Linked DNA regions of Mus musculus: region 2 is linked to region 1. The links are chromatin loops, found by intact Hi-C in ENCODE. Cell type or tissue: heart. All regions are shown on one strand.

What was found. Peaks named below come from ENCODE experiments on the same cell type or tissue, not always from the same donor. Only the 100,000 strongest peaks of a DNase experiment are listed, where the experiment ranks them.
Region 2: it touches region 1 in a loop (4-fold over the local background); 19 of 42 quality-filtered maps call a loop at or near these places.

The regions. Positions count from the first base shown.
Region 1 is chr9:44,233,186-44,235,685 of GRCm38, forward strand. It overlaps Cbl (Casitas B-lineage lymphoma), which reads right to left and starts at 861. Exons shown (of 16, transcript NM_007619.2): 1 at 515-861. The coding sequence starts at 703. In heart, a CTCF peak has its summit at 1,075 (motif pointing left); DNase peaks (open chromatin) are centred at 1,006 and 1,766; H3K4me3 peaks cover 1,918 bases; H3K27ac peaks cover 2,064 bases.
Region 2 is chr9:44,181,007-44,183,506 of GRCm38, forward strand. The region is part of intron 2 of Cbl (Casitas B-lineage lymphoma); the gene reads right to left. Among named protein-coding and RNA genes, the nearest start is that of Mcam, 48 kb to the left of the region's middle. In heart, a CTCF peak has its summit at 1,446; a DNase peak (open chromatin) is centred at 1,445; H3K27ac peaks cover 660 bases.

The sequences.
Region 1 (2,500 bases):
AACCAGTGCCTATCTCAGCAGCAGCGATGGATTACATCCAACACTTTGCAAGACAAAAACTTAAGCCATCCTTAGCGGAGAAGGGAAGTTCCTTCCTTCCCTGCCCCCATTTAAACCCACCTCTTTTTCTTTGATCTGTGTGCTACATCTTAATGAGAAAAAACTATAAGCTCACCCTGACCGCAGTCAGCCGGGCCGCCTCCTGAACCCAAGTCCCTCACCCAGGGCGACTCCTCTTCCAAACCCGGAGCCGTAGCCGGCAGATCCAACACACATCCCACCCCCAGCACCCCAGGCCCACCTCCCGGGGCTCACTCGACGACCCACATCCCCAAGCTCCGCACCCCCATCGCACTTCCGCCCGGGTGGCGCGGTGACCAGCCCTCCCCCAGCCCCCACCCCATCTTTGTCTGGCTCCCCCACACCTCAACGTTCCCAACTGCCAACGGCAGCCCTCCCTGGCGCCCCACCGCCCACGCCCACCCGGCGCCGCGCGCGCCCGCAGGCCGCTCACCTTGTCCATGAGCTTCCAGCACTTCTCCACCATCTTCTTGTCCACCGTGCAGGGAGGGTGCGGGCTGAGGTGGTGGTGGTGGTGGTGCGGCTGGAAGGCGTCCTTCATGAGCCCGATCAGGCCGCCCGCTCCCGAGCCCCCAGAGCCGCCGCCGCCGGCGCCCGAGCTCTTCTTCACGTTGCCGGCCATGGCCAGCGGAGGGTCGGGAGCCCGCTCGGCCGCGAGCGAGGGAATGGAGCCGGGCGAGAAGGAGGGGCCTCTCCGGCAACCACCGCCGGCGCTCGCAGCCCAGGGAGTGAGAGGGAGGCGCCCGCCCTGAGGCGCGCCCCTGCGCGGGCGCGAGCGCGGCCGGCGCAACGCGGGGGCGCGCGCCGGAGACGGGCAAGCACGGCACGCCGCGGCGACCCCCAACGCGCGCACGAGCTCGCGTGCACCCGCGTGCCCCGCGGCTCCCGGAAAGCCTCGACCAAGTTTCCGCGCCCACTGCTCCCGCCCTGACCCACTGGGACGGGCGGGGCGGAGCCCAAAGAAAACTCAGTGCCTGCGCCCTCTGCTGGAGAAGAGAGGAATGGAAGGAAAGAGGTGGGGTCCAAGGTAGAACCTGCGCACTAGGCAGAAGAGAAGCCTGGCCGTCCATGTTCGTTGTGGCCTGGGCTTGTTGCCTCCGGGAGTTGAGTCATGGCTGTGCTCGGATTAAGACGGGTAGGGATGGAAGGAGTCTTCTAAATGTGGATATTGAGCTTCGAGTTATCTGCCTCATCTTGTGGAAAGATGGAAAAAGAAAGCCAAAGTTCGTTTTCTTCCCCTTAGTGTTTTTATTTTTGTGGTGATTGGAATTGAACCTACGACCTCACACATCCTAGACAAGTACCCCACCTTGAGCTATATCCCTATTCCACCATCTTGTTTCACCATGTAGCCCTGGCTGCCTTGGAACTCGCTGTGTAGACCAGGGTGGCTCTGAACTCACAGAGATTCACATGCCTCTACCTCCCGAGCGCAGGGATTAAAAATCGCCTTGGTATTTATAACCCTCAAAGGTTGGGAATTCAGTTGCTGCAGCTTTTTGCAGACTAAGTCACATAAAGGTTTAAGGTTAAGGACACTCGCGTCTCACGCGCTTCTTCCAGACTTTTTAACCTTTTTAAAACAAGTAACTTCCTTTTGATCTTTTTCTTTCTGAAGAGCAATTCCTTTTCTGGGAACTGAATATGTACTTTAAAGATATTCTATTGCTCAGCGGAATGCGCTGGCGGCACGAGGCCCCGCCCACAGAGGCTGTGAGCCACTTGCATGGAGGGAACAGAAATTCAGCTCCCGGACACCTTCACTTCCCTAATCTTCAGACTTCACTAGAAGTACTTTGAAAATAGGAACTTCTTTTCCAAAGAAGAAGAAAGTACCCAACCTTGGTTTGCTAATATTTTTTTAGCTCCAAAACCATTTGGTGACATTAAGTACTCAGTTCTGCCACCAAGCCTTTGGCTGGTAGGTTGTTGAACTTGTCCAGTACTTGAAGAAAGAAAACAGTCTCTGAACACCAGAATTATTCAGTCCCACAACTTTGGGTTGCAAATCAGTCATTTTTTTTTTTTTTTTTCGAGACAGGGTTTCTCTGTGTAGTCCTGGCTGACCTGGAACTCACTCTGTAGACCAGGCTGGCCTCGAACTCAGAAATCCACCTGCCTCTGCCTCCCAAGTGCTGGGATTAAAGGTGTGCGCCACCACGCCCGGCTGCAAGTCAGTCATCTTTAAGACCTTTTTGAACCTGTATTATCATTTCATGTCAATAGCCTGCCTTTTATTTCTTTGTTTTGTTTTTGTTGGTGGTATTGAGCTTGGGGTTTTTGTTTTCAGACAGGGTCTCTCTATGTAGTCCTGGCTATCCTGGAACTCTTTATGTAGAACAGACTGGCCATAAACTCACAAAGATGCTCCTGCCTCTGCCTCCTGGGTGCTGGGATCATAGGCATGTATCACTCTGCC
Region 2 (2,500 bases), 52 kb before region 1:
TTGGAAGACAATAGTAAAAGCTATTAGGTCTAATTACAACGACAGATGATGAGATCCGCCGCTACTAAGGAGGCAATATCCTGGGTCCTAAGTCTGTGGCTCCCATTGCCAAGCTGGAAAGGGCAAAGGCTAAAAAACTCATCACTAAACTGGGTTAAATATACACTGCTAAGTTTTCTGTATGTAAATATAATTACAAAATTATCTTTAAAAGCAACAAACAAACAAAAAAACAAGAAAAAAGCCTGTGATATTGGAGCCAGAAAAATGACTCTGCAGATGAAGGCACTTGACACCAAACATAATGCTCTGTGCCACACAGTGGAAACACCTCCAAAAGTTGTCCTCTAATCCTTCCACAACAGTTGTCACAAGCATTGCCCCACAACACAAAATAAATAAGTGTAAAAATTTTAAGCTCTTATAATTAGAAGCTTTCCTTAATAAAATATGGGAAGTCTTGAGTATTATAAACATAAATTTAGATATAAAGCTACCTTAACAATAAGGGTAATGGACTTTAAAAGTGAAGTGACCAGTGCCTGGAAGTCCTTCATGCACGGGTACTGTCACAAGTGGTGACTGTAGTTCTTTCGCTGTCAAATTCCAAAACCTTTACATGCAACACTAGTGTCATCCAAGAAGAACATACCGAGAAAACAATCATAACTCAGTAACAACATCCTCTGCTCAGCACACTAACCAACTAAAAATACACACCATGAAACGTCTCTCAACAGGAAGTCAGACGAAATGCTAACTCTTATCTACTGAAGTTGTTCTTTTAAAAGAGAGAGCTTGGAGTCATGGCACACATCTGTTATACCCCAGCACTTGTTAAAATAGGAAGATGTCTACTTCAAAAGCAGCAAGTATGAGCTGTATAGCAAAACCATACCCAAACCCATCCATACACACAGAGAAATACATATGAATATAAAATATGAAAGGGATTTTCAATCAATATATCTAAACATATCAATGACCCCCCCCCATAAGTATATATCATATCAGTTGGGCGTGGTGGTGCACTCCTTTAATCTCAGCACTGAGAGGCAGAGGCAGATGGATCTTTTTGAGTTCCAGGCCAGCCTGGTCAACAGAGTGAGTACTAGGACAGCCAGGGCTACACTGAGAAACCCTGTCTTGAAAAGCAAAACAAAAAAGATATATATAATACCATACTCATGGTCCAATTTATGTGATACCCCCACTGTAAGGTAACAGTAGTAAGGAACCAAGGAGAGAAGGCAGCAGCAGCCTATACGAATCTCCAACAGCCGCTTCACACTTTGTACTCCCACTGAATCAACTGTGTGTATGTATGCACCAGGCAAGTCCTCTACAACTGAGCTAAGGTGCCAGCAGAATTGGTTACTTTTACTTTATGTATATAAATGTTTTGCCTGTATGCATGTGTGTGTGCCATGTACATGCAGTGCCAGAGTAAGCCAGGAGGAGGAGCAGGATCCCTTGGAACTGAAGTAACAGATAGCTGGTAGTCTACATGAGGATTATGGGAACTGAATTTAGTTCCTACCCAAGAGCAGCAAGTGTTCTTAACCACTAAGACATCTCTCCAGTTCCCAAATGAATCTTAAAATACAGATCCTTTATTCCTGTCACGTGTAACTCTGGCCATGAACCAACAAAAAATACCATCATAACCTAATTCACCTTTCTGAACAATACTCAGTGCTCTCCCAAAATACTCTCTACTTTCTAAGCCCCATGCCTTTCATGGTGGCAGTACATCAATAGTACATGTATCTCTTCATAGTCAGCTTTTTCCCTTTTAATGCTAGAGATCTAACTAACCTAGAAGCTTGTACATGAAAAATAATTGCTCTATTACTGAGCCATGCCCTAGTCCTTCCATGAGCTTGTTAGTAAGTGTCAGAACTGATCTATGTGATTCAAGAGCTGGAGAGCTCTACTATGATACATATTTTTCCTTCCAATGACTATCATTATGGAATGTTGCCTGTTCTTCAATGTTCTCAGATCCTACCTCCTCGGGTAGGGGAGAGAAAAGTCACTCATCCAAATTTAATATCTATTCTTCCCTTCTGAACAAACTGTATCATCTTGTTTAGATGTTTCATGGCTCTATCATACCTGCTGTGTGAGAACTGTCTTCCTTCCACCATTTGGAAGACAATTCTTCAGGGGCAGAAACAAAGTGTGTGGCACTTTCTCTGTATCTACATCGTACTTTATCTCTAAATTAGGTTACCCATCTGTAAATGACTTGTTAAAACACTCAACAGTACGGCACAGGCTTTTGGGCAAGTACCCCCAATGAACCAACCAACCCAAGAAATCAGCACCCAACCCTGGACACCATAAGCCACTGTTCTTTTTTTTAATCTGCTGTGGTAGTTTCTTGATCTTTAACTGTTTTTTCATGACAGCTGTTCTCCAGAGCACTAGTCAGTTTTTTTGTACAATGCCTTCAACACATCTGACTCACGTGTTTCTTTTTACAACTAGGATTATG